Regions from separate parts of the Homo sapiens genome. Here region 2 is linked to region 1. Evidence: chromatin loops called from intact Hi-C (ENCODE). Cell type or tissue: endothelial cell of umbilical vein. All regions are shown on one strand. Links, peaks and the distances in the headings refer to the core of each region. The heading gives the core; the rest is flanking DNA. Region 1 has its middle 110 kb from the start of TTTY15. Region 2 has its middle 19 kb from the start of TTTY15.

The links. A loop is a pair of places that touch in the nucleus more often than their neighbours do. Peaks named below come from ENCODE experiments on the same cell type or tissue, not always from the same donor. Only the 100,000 strongest peaks of a DNase experiment are listed, where the experiment ranks them.
Region 2: a loop joins it to region 1, with 12 times the contacts of the local background. A loop is called at or near these places in 1 of 110 quality-filtered maps.

What each region holds. Positions count from the first base shown.
Region 1 is chrY:12,548,763-12,557,484 of GRCh38, reverse strand. No RefSeq gene overlaps it. Among named protein-coding and RNA genes, the nearest start is that of TTTY15, 110 kb to the left of the region's middle. In endothelial cell of umbilical vein, for the core only: no CTCF peak of the experiment used is centred there; a DNase peak (open chromatin) is centred at 4,674; H3K27ac peaks cover 1,872 bases.
Region 2 is chrY:12,638,806-12,647,527 of GRCh38, reverse strand. No RefSeq gene overlaps it. Among named protein-coding and RNA genes, the nearest start is that of TTTY15, 19 kb to the left of the region's middle. In endothelial cell of umbilical vein, for the core only: no CTCF peak of the experiment used is centred there; a DNase peak (open chromatin) is centred at 4,367; H3K27ac peaks cover 1,377 bases.

The DNA of each region.
Region 1 (8,722 bases), core at 2,029-7,028:
TAGAAAAAACAATTCTAAAATTCATATGGAACCAAAAAACAGGCTGCATAGCCAAAGGAAGATAAGCAACAATTTGGAACAAATCTGGAGGCATCATACTACCTGATTTCAAACTTTCTCTTGTCTCTCCCTGATCAGCTTAATAACTTACCTCCAAACTCTTTTTAAGGTAAATCAGGGATTTCTTCTTGGTTTGGATCCATTGCTGGTGAACTAGTGTGATTTTGGTGGGTGTTAAAGAGCCTTGTTTTGTCATATTATTAGGGCTGGTTTTCTGGTTATTTCTCATTTGGGTAGGCTCTGTTAGAGGGAAGGTCTGCTGAAGGCTGTTGTTCAAATTTTTTTGTCCCACAGGGAGTTCCCTTGATGTAGTACTTTCCTCCTGTTCCTGCTTCCTGTGAGCTGAACTGCAGTGATTGTTCTCTCTTCTGGGTCTAGCCACCCAGCAAGTCTACCTGGCTCTGGGCTGGTACTGGGGGTTGTCTGCACAGAGTCCTGTGATGTGAACCAGAACCATCTATGGGTCTCCCAGCCATGGATATCAGTGCCTGCTCCAGTGAAGCACTGGGGGATGCAGTGGACTTTGTGAGGGTCCTTAGCTTCAGTGGTTTAATGTTCTATTTTTGTGCTGGTGCCAGGAGGTGGCACTTTCTAGAAAGCATCTGCTGTAATTGTGTGGAGAGGGACTGGCAGTGGGTGGGGCCCTAGAGTTGCCAAGATTATATGTCCTTTGTCTTCCACTACTAGAGTGGATAGGGAAGGACCATGAGGTGGGGGCAGGACTAGCCATGTCTGAGCTCAGACTCTCCTTCGGTGGATCTTGCTGTGGCTGCTGTGGGAGATGGGGGTGGGATTCCCAGGTCACTGGAGTTGTGTACCTAGCTGGATTATGGTTGCCTCTGCTGAGTCATGCAGGTCATCAGGGAAGTGGGGGAAAGGCAGCAGTCACAGGTCTCACTCAGCTACTCAACCCCACTGTGCCCACACCAACATCCCCCAGTATGTTTCCAGGCGGACAGCAACATGGGCCAGCCTGAAAACTTGTCCCAGGCTACCCTCCTCCCAGCTGTGAAAGAAAAAGCTTGGTTCTTCCCCTGTCTGTGGAGTCTGCACACCAGATGTGCACCCTCCTCAGAGTTCTGGCCAGGAGACTTCTCACCCCACTTCAAATTGTTACAAAGTTCAGCTAGAGATTTATTTCTCTCTGTGGAGTTTTACCCCCTGCTCTTCACCTGTGAGAGCCCTGTGGTGCCAGGCAGGAATGGGCTACTTGGGGACCCAGTGAGCTCCCAGTGACTTTCTGCTGCTTCCTCTACCCGTGTGTTTCACTGGGCTCTCCAAATTGATCCAGCTCCAGGTAAATTTGGAAACTTTTCCCACAAACACACCTTCAGCTTCTTCAGTGGGGGTGTATGTCCGGGAGACGAGGGTCTCCATTTCCCACTTCCGCAGGTGGGGCTCACAGTTTTGCAGGGGGTCTCCCAGTTCCTGCAGAAGCAGTCTGTTTTCTTCAGAGGGTCTGTGGGTCCTCTCAGGATTCCTGGTTTGTTCTTGCAGTCAACTTAGAGCTAAAATTTGTTTTTTTTTTTTTTTTTTTTTTTTGAGAGAAGGTCTCACTGTCACCCAGGCTGGAGTGCAATGGCACCATCACAGTTCACTACAGCCTTGACCTCCTGGGCTCAATTGATCCTCCCAACCCAGCCTCCCAAGTAACTGCCCAGCTAATTTTTTTTTTTTAGAAATGGGGTCTCACTATGTTGCCCAGGCTGGTATCGAACTCCTGGGCTCAAGCAATCCTCTCAGCCTCCTAAAGTACTGGATTACAGGTATGACGCATTGCACCTGGCCTAGGAATCCATTCTTAAAGGAGACTCTCCCTGAATTACTTCTAAACAGAAAACACAGTATTATAATATTAAGGTTTACAATGTTGGTTCCACATATCCATGTTTCTTAGAGTGAGGCATAATTATCAGGGCTTACAAGATGCTCAAATCTTTTCATAGATTGTGCAGTATAGACTTTAAAATCAAAATCATTGTAATAAAATGAATACAAGTCTGCTTTTATTTGACACAAAACATTTTTGTTCTTGAAAAATTCCACAAATAAAAAAAGAACAGAATGAAATCACCACCCTAGTACCCTTATGTTCTGAAAGAACTTCCTCCTCATCTCCTGGACAGTCTTGGTGAAATGTGAAACTTTTATGAGTCACTTTCCATGAATTGGGAGGCATGCCCATGTGGTCCAAGGGCAACCTTCCCTAACCCAGATTATCACTAATAAGTAAGAGAAGCTGATGTTACAGCATCCTGCGTGCTCCTGCATTCTTGGGCTGTGAACAAGCCACAGCCCCCTCTACTTGGACAAAGCAAACTTTACCAAGTTAACCAAACCAGAGACTAGGAAAGTAAAAAAACATGGGGAGATGGACATTATGTTGCAAGATAATCATGAAATACCACAAAGAAGCCTCTCTGAAAACATCTAGACAGACTGCCACTGGGTTCCATGCTCCCTGTGCTGGAAGCACACTCAGGTTAAGACCATCCCTTACATCCCTCCACTAAGCCTGGTCGGCAAGCAAACCTTTTTGTAAAGGATCAGATGGCAGATAGTTTCAGCTGTAAAAGCCATCTGATCTGCCGCAATGACGACTCAACTCTGCCATTATAGAGAGGAAGCAGCCACAGGCAGTCCATGGGCAAACGAATGTGGCTGCACGCCAATAAAATTTTATTTACAAAAACAGACAGGGGGCTGTGGACCATAGTTTGCTAACCCCTGACTAAAACAATGGTTATGCAATCCTTTCCTCTGTTGAGTCCATCTGCTTCCCTAGACTTGAAACCAGTGAATCTAGGGATGGTTTATCATATTCTTCCAAGCTGAGAAGAAAGCTGCTCTGCTCCCCAGTAAACTTGTTTCCAGGTGACCCTGACCTAAACCCCCCAATCTGACACATCTGACACCACTTGATATGGGTGAGCTGCTTGAGACTGTCTCACAAACCATGAGACCTCAACTCTGCAGACAATTCTGGAAGTGATCTAAGGAAGGATGAGATGCAGTTTGAGAAGTGTGTGGGATATGCTTGGGAGGAGGAGAGCTGGGAGGGAGATCTAGTGCATACAGTGGACACACACAGAGTTAAGAGGGGCATGGCATTGTGGAGACTTTCTATTCAAAGACACAATCTGTGTCACACTGACTCCAATTCTGCTCAGGGAGCCTACAAGTAAAACTACCTGTCTCTGGTAAGCAGGGGGCAGGACTAACTCACAGAAAGAAACAAATGACTTGAAGGAAGGGGCCAGATGAGTTCTGCAGAAGACATCCACATATCTGACTCACATGTTTCCTTGTCTCACTTCCTGCTTTAGGGAAGGGCAGGAAGAAATGTGGAGAAGGGAAAGGCCCCCATGGCTGTTGGGTCTGGTGGGGTAGCAGGGATGCTGCTCCCTGCCGGGGTGACCATCAAGGGCTGGAATCTAGCCAGGGTTCTCTAAGCAGGCCTGTAGGGAGGGCAACCTGGTCACCACATGTCTGGTTTCATGGTATCACAGCAGAGCTGAGTGGCTGCAGCAGGGATGCTATGTCCCTCTAAGCCACAAATATTTATCATCTCATATTCTGCAAACACTGTTGACCTTTGAGCTACAGCCACTTAATGCACAGACCCATTTTAAATTAAAAAGTTTTCTTGTGGATTCCCAGTGTTGAGATTTTTTTTATAACCAAGATAAAATTAGTATATCATAAAACTTGCCCTTTGAAACAGCACAGGTCGGTAGTTTTTAGTATATTCACAGCAGTCACCACTATCTGATTCCAGAGGATTTCCATTACTCTAGAAAGAAACCCTCTGTCCATGAGCAGTCTCTGCCTCACTTGGTCCCACTCAACCCCTGGCAGCCACTAATCTACTTTCTATCTATAGATGTACCTATTCTGGAAATGGTATCATACAATATATGAATTCAATTATTTTTTATTAGACTGTTAAATATGCCTATGTATAAAATCTGTTTCCTTTAAAATGCAAAACAATGTTATATGCAAGCAAAACTGTAAAGCCAACTTCAGGTTTAATGACAGGTGGTGTGGCTTTGCTGAACATGAATCACAATGTTCGTGGCCCTGGGCACTGCAATGGTGCTGCTTCTGGGCCCGGCTATCACAATTTCTGGGGTATCACAGAAGGACTCATCTCAGCCATCACTTTTGTTTAGACTAACAAGACACAGAGCTCTGCTGGCACGGCACCCTGATGTCCTGTCCCTCATCCACGTGGAGCATACTGTTCACAGGGGAGTCCTGAACTCACTCTTTTCTCCCACCCAGGAAAACTGTGTCAGCACTGTGGTCAATGAGACTCTCTGACACACAGCCATGGTCATTCACACCATTCACCACATCTTGATTTAGACTCTAAGAGCTAGCACAGAAATGAACACACAAAAATTTAAACTTTCCGAGAGGACAAACATGTTCCCAAGGACATGCTTCAAATGCCACATGTGAGAAAGCCTGAGGCAGAAATACATCTGTGAGGTGGTGGTGAGCTGTGTGGTATGAAGGGGCCTGATGTGGTTTGCTCAGCTGGCCTGGTGGAATGCAGACCTGACATGTGCTATTAGTTCTGGCAGCCTCTCTAGGAATTCTCTGGGTTTGTGCAGATTTAAAAGACACAAAATTTGTGGAAATATTTGAATGCATTTTCTATTTATATTGAGAAGGATGTGACTCAGAACTATTTCCTTTCTTACTTCAAATGTGTGGGCCTTCAGAAAACGGATGAGCTAACTTGATTTCTGAGACTAATTACAAGGACCTAAAAGCCACATAAGACACTGAATCTATGGGACTCTTAAGTCAAACTTTAATTGGGTGGGTGTGGTGTGGTGGCTCACCCTTGTAATCCCAGCACTCTGGGAGACTAAGGGGAAAGGATTGCTTGAGGCCAAGAGTTTGAGGCCTGCCTGCACAGTATAGCAAGACACTGTCTACAAAAACTTTTTTTAAAATTGCTGGCATGCTGGGGTCCTCCTGTGATCTCAGCTACTGGAAAGATTGACTGAGCTTGGAGGTCAAGGCTGCAGAGAGCCATGACTGCACCACTGCACTCCAGCCTGGGCCACAGAGTGAGACCCTGTCAATGAATCAATCAATCCATCTATGTATCTGTACAGCATTCTGAGTGGGTGCCTGTGTTATCTCAGCCCAGCCTGGGAGGGGGACTGGACTTGGACACAGTCAACAGGAATGGAAGCTGGAAGATGCTAACATGGAAAATGGACATCTCTGTATCCAGGTAGCTCTCTGGAGAAAGGTGAAAGCATGAAAGGATCCCATAACATGCAAAGTCAGCCAAGGTCAACCCAGAGGTGGCAGCTTTGAAGAATGCATACAGCTGACAAGGAGGCAAGAGGAGAGCCAGAGAGGAGGGGGCTGCCACATCAGCACATACTATAGGAGTCTCTCCCCCAAGAGAGGGCACAGGGGCTCCAGACTGCGCACCTGGCTAGTGGGAGCTCTTGCGTAGGCACCAGGGATGGGGCAGCTGGGAAACAAAAGGGCAGCTTTCGACAGGGCTGGATTCTTCTGGAAAGGCAACTCTCAGGTCACAGACTGGGAGTCACATGAGGGATCAAGGAGCTGTGTGAGTACAGCTATGTATGTTGGCACCGAACCACAAGGCAGCAACTGTTGTATTTTTTGTAGAGATGGGATCTTGCTAGGTTTTGCCAGCTGGTCTCAAACTCCTGGACTCAAGTGATCCTCCTACCTCAGCCTCCCAAAGTGCTGGGATTAGAGGCGTGCTCCACTGTGCCCTGCTCAATGACATGAATTTGCTTGTAGAAGACTGCTTACCTGCCCTGTCTAGAACTGATATGTCTGAGTTAAATCTTCCTTTGCATTTCCTTTCAGCTTCCCTCAGCTCTGGCATCTCAGGGCATTGGTCTCTTCCACCATCCTTTTGCATGCTTCTCCCTCCGCGTGAGTGCTTTGTGGATCTGCCTCCCTGCTCTAGCTTCTCCTCCTGAGACTAATGGCAAGGACAGTGACTACAGCCACATAAGATACTGAATCTACGAGACTCTTAAGTCAAACTTCAAAAATGAACACATTGGCTGGATGTGGTCCTGTGGCTCACCCTTATAATCCCAGCACTCTGGGAGGCTGAGGTGAGAGGATCAAGGCCAGGAGTGCAAGGCCAGCCTGTGCAACATAGTGGTCCTGTAACCCTAAAGTATTATCTGAAAACTATTCCTTCTAAATAATGTGGAGTCATGATATGAAACTAACAAGTAAACAAATAGGCAGCTGCCTATATTGGCTCTGGGTTTCCAAAGTCCCCATGGGTATAAATGCAAGGGGAAAACATATTTGCAAGTAAGACATAAAAACAGGGCTAGGCATGGTGACTCACGCCTGTAATCCCAGCACTTTGGGAGGCTAAGGTGGGTGGATTGCTGGAAATATATTTCCAGGAGTTCAAGACCAGCTTGAGTAACATGGCAAGACCTCGTCTGAACAAAAAATACAAAAATTGGCCCAGCATAGTGGTTTGCACTCTGCAAGATGGGAGAGAAGGAAGACAATGCCAGCACCCACAGCTCCAAGGACCACCTCCAGATCCCATTTCAGCACCAGTCTTCAGAGACACCCAGAACCCAGTCCTCACCCAAGGCCTCTTGAACTTGAGGAACAACGAACAAATATGCTACATCTAAACTTTCCTACAAGGTCTAAAATCTCATACCAAAAAACAAATCTGTGCTACCAAATTTATTTTGAGGTATTTATGTCTTCTTGATTCCAAATGCCTTGCTAGTGCAGACAAGTAAGAGAAGCCCATTTCACTTATTAGTGTGTAAATTAAAATGCTAAATAAAATTTCAGTACACAGAATGTACCAATATGGAAAGATTATTCACCAAAATCAAGACTGACTGACTCAAGGAAAGTCTGGCTGGTATCTACCATTCAGCCACCAGTCCATCTGGTTATATATCCACCTATTTATCCTTACATCCTTCTTCTCACTCCCCCATCCATCCACCTTCCCATGCCTCCATCCATCTACACATGCATGTATCCATCCATCCATCCATCCATCCACTATCCATCCATCCATCATCCATGCATCCATCCATCCATCCATCCACTCACTCATTTACCTTCCCTCTTATCTATCCACCCACTTACCTATTCATCCATCCATCCATCCATCCATCCACTTACTTTTCCATTCATGCATCCATCTACCCACTTACCCTTCCATCAATCCATCCACCACTTACCTTCCCATCCATCCACTTACCCTCCCATCCATCCATCCATCCATCCATCCACCCACCAACTCACTTACCCTCCCTTTTATATATCCATCCATCTACTTACCTATTCATCCATCTATCCACTTACTTTTCCATTCATCCGTCCATCCACTTACTTTTCCATTCATCCATCCATCCATCCACCTACCAACCCTTCCATCTATCCATCCATCACTTACCTTCCCATCCATCCACTCATCCACTCATCCATCCATCCAACCATCTCTTCTCTGAGCTTATGAAGCATCGTGTAACTTAAAAAAAATTACAAATACATTTCTCTAATGACCAATGATGTGGAGCATTTTTTCAAATGTTTGTTGGTTGTATAAATGTCTTCTTTTGAGAAGTATCTGTTCATATCCTTCACCCACTTTTTGATGGTTTTTTTTCTTGTAAATTTCTTTAAGTTCTTTGTAGATTCTGGATATCAGCCCTTTGTCAGATGGACATATGCAAAATTTTTCTCCCATTCTGTAGGTTGCCTGTTCACTCTCATGATAGTTTCTTTTACTGTGCAGAAGCTCTTTAGTTTAAATAGATCCGATTTGTCAATTTTGGGTTTTGTTGCCATTGCTTTTGGTGTTTTAGACATGAAGCCTTTGTCCATGCTTACGTCCTGAATGGTATTGCCTACGTTTTATTCTGGGATTTTTATGGTTTTAGGACTTAAGTTTAAGTCTTTAATCCATCTTGAGTTAATTTTTGTATAAGGTGTAAGGAAGGGGTCCAGTTTCAGTTTTCTGCATATGGCTAGCCAGTTTTCCCAACACTATTTATTAAATAGGGAATCCTTTCCCCATTGCTTGCTTTTGTCAGATTTGTCAAAGATCAGCAGGTTGTAGATGTGTGGTGTTGTTTCTGAGGCCTCTGTTCTGTTCCATTGGTCTATATCTCTGTTTTGGTACCAGTACCATGCTGTTTTGGTTACTGTAGCCTTGTAGTATAGCTTGAAGTCAGGTAGTATGATGCCTCCAGCTTTGTTCTTTTTGCTTAGGATTGTCTTGGCTATGAGGGCTCTTTTTTGGTTCCATATGAACTTTAAAGTAGTTTTTTCCCATTCTGTGAAGAAAGCCAATGGTAGTTTGATGGGGATAGCAGTGAATCTATAAATTACTTTGGGCAGTATGGCCATTTTCATGATATTGATTCTTCCTATTCATGAGCATGGAATGTTTTTCCATTTCTTTATGTTCTCTCTTATTTCCACAATGAGATAGCATCTCACACCAGTTTGAATGGCAATCACTAAAAAGTCAGGAAACAACAGATGCTGGAAAGGATGTGGAGAAATAGGAATGCTTTTACACTGTTGGTGGAAGAGTAAATAGTTCAACCATTGTGGAAGACAGTGTGGCAATTTCATAAGGATCTAA
Region 2 (8,722 bases), core at 2,430-7,429, 90 kb before region 1:
TTAGGACTTCCAGTATAATGTGGAAGAGGAGTGGTGAGAGGGGGAATCCTTTTCTTCTTCCTGTTCTCAGAGGAAATGCTTTCAACTTTTCCCCATTCATTATGATGTTGGCTCTGTGGCTGTCCTAGACAGCTTTCATTATATTGAGGTATGTCCCTTGTATGCCAATTTTGCTTAGAGTTTTTATCATAAAAGGATGCTGGATTTTGTCAGATGCTTTTTCTGCATCTATTGTGATGATCACGTGATGTTTGTTTTTAATTCTGTTTATGTGGTATATCACATTTATTGACTTAAGTATGTTAAACTATCCCTGTATCCCTGGTATGATATCCACTTGATCATGGTGGATTATCTTTTTGAGATGTTGTTGGATTCAGTTAGCTAGTGTTTCGTTAAGGACATTAGCATCTATGTTCACCAGGGATATTGGTCTGGAGTGATTTTTTTCATTATGTCCATTCCTGGTTACGGTATTAAGTGATGCTGGCTTGACAGAATGATTTAGGAAGGGTTTCCTCTTTCTCTCTTTTGGAACAGTGTCAAAATGATTGATACCAATTCTCCTTAGAATGTCTGCTAGAATTCTGCTGTGAACACAGTTTTCACAGGTTGTGTCACTATTGTCGTTCAGTTTAAAGATTTTTTTTAAATTTCCATCTTGATTTCATTTTTGACCCAGTGATCATTCAGGAGAAAGTTTTTTAATTTCCATGTATTTGCAAGGTTTTGAAGGTTACTTTTGGAGTTGATTTCCAGTTTTATTGCACCACAGTCTCAGAGAGTGCTTGACGTAATTTCAATTTTATTAAATTTATTGAGGCTCATTTTTGTGGCCTATCATATGGTCTAATTTGGAGAAAGTTTTGTGCAGTGTTCAATAGAATGTGTATTCTGTGGTTGTTGGATGGAATGTTCTGTAAATATCTGTTAAGCTCACTTGTTCCATGATATTGTTTAAATCCATTTTTTCTTTGTTGACTTTTTATCTTGATGACTTGTCTAGTACTGTCAGTGGAGTATTGAAGTTCCCCACTACTATTGTGTTGTTGTCCATCTCATTTCTTAGGTCTATTAGTAATTGTCCTATAAATTCAGGAGCTCCAGTGTTAGGTGCATATATTTTTAGAATTGTGATATTTTTCTGTTGAACAAGGCCTTTTACCATTATGTAATGTCCCTCTTTGTCTTTTTTAACTGCTGTTGCTTTAAAGCTTGTTTTTTCTGATATAAGCATAGGTACTTTGGGCCCGGCTCACACCTGTAATTCCAGCACTTTGGGAGGCCAAAGCAGATGGGTCGCCTGAGCTCAGAAGTTCAAGACCAGCCAGCCTGGGCAACATAGCGAAGCCCCATCTCTACTAAAATACAAAAAATTAGCCTGGCGTGGCAGCATGTGCCTGTAGTCCCAGCTACTCAGGAGGCTGAGGCAAGAGAATTGCTTGAACCTGGTGCACAGAGGTTGCAGTGAGCTGACATCATGCCACTGCACTCTAGCTTGGCTGACAGAGCAAGACTCCTTTACCTGAAGTTTATGTGAGTCCTTACGTGTTGTTAGGTGAGCCTCTTGAAGGCAGCAAAAAGTTGGTTGGTGAATTCTGATCCACTCTGCAGTTCTGTATCTTTTAAATGGAGCATTTAGGCCATTTACATTTAATGTAAGTGAGTGTGAGGTACCTAACCATTACATTCATCATGCTATTTGTTGCCTATGTATCTTGGTTTTTTCGTTTTTGTTTTTCAACTTGTATTTTTGTTTTATAGGTCCTGTGTGATTTATGCTTTAAAAAGGTTCTCTTTTGATGTATTTCCAGGATGTGCTTTAAGATTTAGAACTGCTTTTAACAGTTCTTATAGTGCTGGCTTGGTAGTGGTGAATTATTTCAGAATTTGTTTGTCTGAAAAAGACTGTATCTTTTCTTCATATATGAGCTTAGTTTCACTGGATACAAAATTTTGGCTGATAATTGTTTAGTTTGAGGAGGCTAAAAAAGGGCCCCAGTCTGTTCTAGTTTGTAGAGTTTCACCTGAGAAATCTGCTCTTAATCTGATAGGTTACCTGGTGCTATTGTCTCACAGCTGTTAAGATTCTTTCCTTTGTCTTAACTTTAGTTAACCTGAAGACAATGTGCCTAGGTAATGATCTTTTTCAATGAATTTCCCATGCGTTCTTTGTGCTTCTTGCATTTAGATGTCTAGTTGTCTAGGTAGGTTGGGGAAAAATTCCTTGATTATTCCCCTAAATATGTTTTCCAAACTTTTAGATTTCTCTTTTTCCCAGGAATGCCAGTTATTCTTAGGTTTGGTTGTTTAACATTATCCCAAACTTTCTGGAGGCTTTGTTCATATTTTCATATTCTTTTTTCTTTGTCTTTGTTGGACTGGATTAATTCAAAGACCTTGTCTTCAAGCTCTGAATTTCCCTATTCTACTTCTTCAATTGTATTGCTGAGACTTTCCAGATCATTTTGCATTTCTATAAGTATGTCCAGTGTTTCTTGCGGTTTCTTTTTTTTAATTTAAGCTATTTAATTCATTGAATATTTTTTCCTTCACTTCTTGTATTTTTTTTTTTATTTCCTTATATTGGGCCTCGTCTTTCTCTGGTGCCTCCCTGATTAGCTTAGTAACTAACCTCCTGAATTCTTTTTTAGGTAAATCAGGGATTTCTTCTTGGCATAGCTTCATTGCTAGTGAGTTAGTGTGATTTTTCGGGGGTGTTGAAGAGCCTTGTTTTGCCGTGTTACCAGAGTTGGTTTTCTGGTTCCTTCTCATTTGGGTAGCCTCCATCAGAGGGAAGGTCTAGGGCTAAAGGGTGTTGTTCAGATTATTTTGTCCCATGGGGTGGTCTCCTGATATTGTACTCTCCTCCTTTTCCGAGGGATGTGGCTTCCTGAGAACCAAGCTGTTGTGATTCTTATCTCTCTTCTGGATCTAGCCACCCAGCGTGTCTACCAGGCTGTCGTCTCGTACTGGAGATTGTCTGCACAGGTTTCTGTGATGTAAACCATCTATGGTTCTCTCAGCCATGGATACTGGCACCTGTTCTGCTGGAGGTTGCAGGAGGGTGAAATAGACTCTGTGAGGGTACTTAGCTTTGATCATTTAATACCCAATTTTCGTGATGGTTGGCCTCCTGCTGGAAGGTGTCACTTTCCAGAGAGCATCAGCTGTGATAGTATGGAGACGAACCAGCAGAAGGTGGGGCCTGAGAACTATCAAAAGTATATGCCCTCAGTTAACAGGGCCACTGGGGAAGGGCTATCAGATGAGGGCGGGGCTAGGCATGTCTGAGCTCAGATTCTTCTTGGGCAGGTCTTGCTGTGGCTGCTGGGGGTAGGGATTAAACTCCCAGTTCAATGGAGTTGTGTACCCAGGAGGATTGTGGCAGCCTCTGCTGAGTCATGCAGGTTGTCAGGGAAGAGGGGGAAAGCTGGTAGTCACAGGCTTCACCCAGCTTCCACACAATCCTAAGGGCCAGTCTCATTTCTACTGAGTTCACCCCTAACAGCACTGAGTCTGTTTCCAGGCAGTGGGCAAGCAGGGGTGAGAATTTGCCCCAGGCTACCCACCTCCTAGCTGTGAAGGAAAGTAGGGCTTTAGTTCTTCCCACACCTGTGGAGTCTGCATGTCAGATTCGCGCGCTAACCCAAGTTCTGGCCACAAGGTTTCTCAATCAGCTCAAATTGTTACAAAGTTCATCTGGAGATTTCCTTCTCCCTGTGGCATTTTCCCTATACCTCTGGCTGCCCTCCTGAAGGATCCCTGTGATGCCAGGCAGGAATGGCCTGCTTGGGGCCCCAGTGAGCTCACAGGGATTTTCCCTCTTCTTTCTCTACCCTTGTATTTTGCTCGGCTCTCTAAATTGACTCAGCTCCAGGTAAGGTTGGAATCTTCTCCCATAAACTAGACCTTCATTTCCCCAGTTGGGCTGTGTGTTTGGAGACAGACAAGATCCCTTTCCCACTTCCACATTTTGGACCGTAACAGGATTTGGGGTTTCTTCGGCATCCTACAGGAGCAATCTGCTTCCTTCAGAGGGTCTGTGGGTCCTCTCAGTTTTCCTGATTTATTTCTGCAGTTGTTCTGGAGCTTAAATTCATGATGTGAGCCTCCACATGCTGCTCTGTCCGTCCGACAATGAAAACATTATTATGCAGCACATAGCTATATTAGTTTTCTCGGTTTTGTCCTAAAGTGGAAGTCAGAGACAAAAATTATGGAAGCTGCCAATTAATCAAGTCCTGGTCATTTTCAGCTCACTGATACTGAAGTTATTTTTAGCCTCCTTTGTTGTCATTAAGGATATAGCTCTCTGGCTTTCTATGAATCTGACTCATGGTAGACTGGCTTCCTGGGTTGTTTATTAAAGATAAGGAGGTTGGCTTCCTGGGAAGGCAGAGGATCAAAAGTTCTATTTTTATGTATAGTATAACCAATGTCCATTTGTATATTCAGTCTGTTAGGAGAGAGGATCAGTTTTTTTCTGAGGATAATATTTTCCTATGATATAATACTGAGGGAATGGCATGACTATAAAGACTTCGGGATATATTCTATTTTTTGTTTGTTTTTGCTTTGAGATGTAGTCTTACCATGTTGCCCATGCTGATCTCGAACTCCTAGGCTTATGTGATTTTCTTGCCTCAGCCTCCCAAGTGTCTAGAATTACAGGCACCCCACCATAACTAGCCATTCAACCTACTGATTATAGCTTATGTCAACCTAAAAAGAATGAGATGAAGAACAAAACATGGTGTAAAGAATTTACATGAGCTAAAGTGAGCACAAGCTGTCTGAAAAACTCAGAACCAAATAACATTGGATATGAGCTTCATTTGGTCTCTATTAACAAGCCAGTTTTAAACCAAGAGATAGGGGATGGGGAGTAGGCTGATAAAAGTCACCTGTCAGGAATTCTCACTGGTTTACAGAAATAACATTAACTAATTACTGGCTACACATTGTTAAGCTATTCAGTGTGGGCTGTAGTATCTGGGGTGGCATTATTGGATAAATTTGTTGCTACTTGTGGCAATAGCAGGCAGTTTCAAGAGATGGATACATAGCTTGAAGTGAGGAGTTAGAGCCAGGCCCAGTGGCTCATGCTTGTAATCCCAACACTTTGGAAGGCTGAGGCAGGCAGATCACCAGGTCAAGAGATGGAGGCCATACTGGCCAACATGGTGAAACCCCATCTCTACTAAAAATACAAAAATTAGCTGGGCATGTTGGCATGCGCCTGTAGTCCCAGCTACTTGGGAGGCTGAGGCAGGAGAACCACTTGAACCTGGGAGGCGGAGGTTGCAGTGAGCCAAGATTGCACCACTGCACTCCAGCCTGGTGACAGAGCGAGACTCTCTCAAAAAAAAAAAAAAAAAAAAAAAAAAAGCGGGGAGTGAGACAGAATTGCTGTCTAATTTTAATGCCTCTTTGGGCCTGATCACTTAAAAAGACTTGCCTTCTTCAGATTAAAGTTTTTTCTTCCCTAATTTCCTTGTCTTTATGAACTCTTTTTTTTTTTTGCTTTAAACAGAGTCTCACTCTGTTGCCAGGCTGGAATGCAGTGGTGCCATCTTGGCTCACTGCCAAGAATTCTCCTGACTTAGCCTCCTGCGTAGCTGGGACTACAGGTGCCACCATACCCAGCTAATTTTTGTATTTTTAGTAGAGACAGGGTTTCACTATGTTGGCCAGGATGGTCACGATCTCTTAACCTCATGATCCACCTGCCTTGGCCTCCCAGAGTGCTAGGATTACATACATGAGCCACTGTGCCTGACCAAAGTCTTTTTTATTGAAAGCATTTTTTTTTTCTGAAATCTGACTATCGATGTGCCCTTCATAATGAGGATTATTCAAAGTCTAATTGGCCAGGTGCAGGGGCTCACACCTGTAATCCCAGTACTTTTGCAGGCTGAGGTGGGCAGATCACTTGAGGCCAGGAGTTCCAGATCAGCCTGGCCAACATGGCAAAAGCCCATCTTTCTAAAAATACAAAAATTAGCTTGGGGTAGAGGCTGGCACCTATAATTCCAGCTACTCAGGAGACTGAGGCAAAAGAATCACTTGAACCTGGGAGGTGAAGTTTGCCATGAGATGAGATTGCCCCCGTACACTCTAGCCTTGGCGATACAGCAAGACTGTGTCTCCTAAAATAAATAATAAATAAATAAATAAATAAATAAATAAATAGTCTAATCTATAGCTGCTGTTCCTTGCTGAATCATCTCTAGTCTTCTGAGTACCATGAATTTAGTTTTCTCAGAATAAGTAAAACAATGAGTACATAGTAGAAATATGAAACATATAAATATTCTAATAAAGAAAGTTTATATGCCAGAATTTAAATAGAAAGAAAAATGTATTTCATTAAGTGACCTAAAAATATCATGAAGAAAATGATAGAGACACTTGGGTTGTTTTAATCTTTTTGTGCCTATTCAGATGTTGCTATGAACACTGGTGTATAGGAATTCTGTCTGAATCTCTGCTTTTGATTTTTTTAGATATGCCTAAGAGTGTAATTTCTGGATCATATGGTAATGCTATGCTTCACTTTTTGAGGCAACACCAAACTCTTCCCACAGTTACCATTTTATATTCCTACCATTAACTGAGGGTTCCAATTTTCACATTTTCACCAATACTTGTTATTTTACTCTTTAAAAAATTATATATCTTCTCATGGATATGAAGCAATATCTTATTTTGGTTTTGGTTTGCATTTCTCAAGTGATGAGTGATGTTGCACATCTTTTCTCATGCTTTTAGCTATTGGTATATCTTCTTTGAAGAAATGTCTAATCAAGTCCTTTGCCTGCAGTTTGCTGGTTTCAGCAGGGTACGCATGCTAATGAACAGTTAAAGTAGGTACCGGTCTCTAGTCTGGATTCAGACAAGAGGAAAATTTATTTCTTGTAATTCTTTCAACAGCTGGCTACCCTAGACATAATGCAGAAGAGAAACATGCAGGTTAGGGAAAAGAAGGTGAACTTGATAGGGCTCTCAGAACTTGAGGAATGATGTGGCAGTCAGTTCCCTGGTCTGAGTGTCTTCTTTCTTTTCTTATTTTTCACCTGTATTTTTGATCTGGGTGGTGAAAGAGTCCAGAACTTAGAAATTAAAATGCACCTCTACCCTCTTCCCTAACCCCTGTCCTCCTGGTATGGAATCACTGAAGGACAACTGGGGGTTCTAGATTTATTTCCCACCTGGCACTAACAAGACAGCACCCCTTACTTTCTGCCTGCATAGTGTCAGGTAAAGAAGAAGGAAATGCCTGAACTTCAGTGCCCAACTGACATTAATGAAGTGGACCGTCCCCTCCATTCTGCCTGTGTGAGGAGGCAGCAGAGGCTAAGTGAAGAGATTGGAATTCCAGTTCCCTCTTAGCAGTTACAAGGCAGTCAACCTCCCAAGTACCTGGTATTACAGACGTGTGCCACCTCACCTCGCTAATTTTTGTATTTTTATTAGAGATGGGATTTCACCATATTGGCCAGGCTGGTATTGAACTCCTGACCTCAGGTGATCGGTCCCCCCTCAGCCTCCCAAAATGCTGGGATTACAGGAGTGAGCCACTGCTCCTGGGCCCTTCTTTTTAAAACAGACTGTAGGGGAAGATTACAGAAAGGAGGGAACTAGAAGTTTTAAAGGGATTTTTTAAACCTGTGAGTGGGCGTGGTATGGTAGTGGCTCATGCCTGTAATCCCAGGACGTTGGAAAGCTGAGGTGGGAGGATTGTTTGACACCAGATATTTGGGACAGCCTGGGCAATGTGGTGAGACCCCTTCTTTATAAAAAGTAAAAAAATAATAAAAACTTAGCTGGGCATGGTGACATGTGCCTGTAGTCGTAGCTACCTGGGGGGTTAAGGCAAGAGAATCACTTCAGCCTAGAAGGTTGAGGCTGAAGTGAATTGTATTTGCACCACTGCACTACAGCTTAGGTGACAAAGCAAGATCGTTTCTCAAAACAAGACAATTGAAACCTCCCGAACCTGGGTATTTCCCTGTGCAACCCACGCAAAACACTGACTAGAATCAGCAAGGAATACTGGACATTTTAGGATCAGAAAAGCACTGCAAATCTCTTAAAATGAAACTGTCATTTAAATGTCTATAGCTCATCAAAGTAGACTAAGACACTTGCATGCTAAACTTGTACAGTAACTGATAATAAAATACTACATTTAAATAGGAATCATCTTGTAATATAATATCAGAAATGTCCAGAACACAACAAAAAATTACTTATTATAGCAAAAACCAGGATTTTAAAAAATAAAATCAGAAATAAAAAGCAACTCAGAAGCCAATACCACAATGATACATATGTTGGAAATATCTGAGAAATATTTTGAATTGAGACAAAACTGATAAATAAAAGTTTCTGAACAAATTTTTTTTAGTCACAAAGAATAAGCAAGGACTAATTCGAACGTTGCTTTTAGAATTCAAAATTAAACTTACGTTTTACGTGTCAGAGAAAATAATTTTTTTTCAATGTTCTATTCCAACAACACTGTAACATTTACTTTTAGTGTTTTTTAGAGTAATCAGAGTTGTGCAGTCATCACCCCTAATTTGAAAACAGTTTTGTCACTCCAAAAGGAACCCAGTGTTCAATAACTTTCACTTCTATTCTCCTCTTCCTCAAGCCACTGGCAAAACTAATCTTTTAGTCTCAGAAGGTTTCTAAAGCAGCATTTACAAATGTG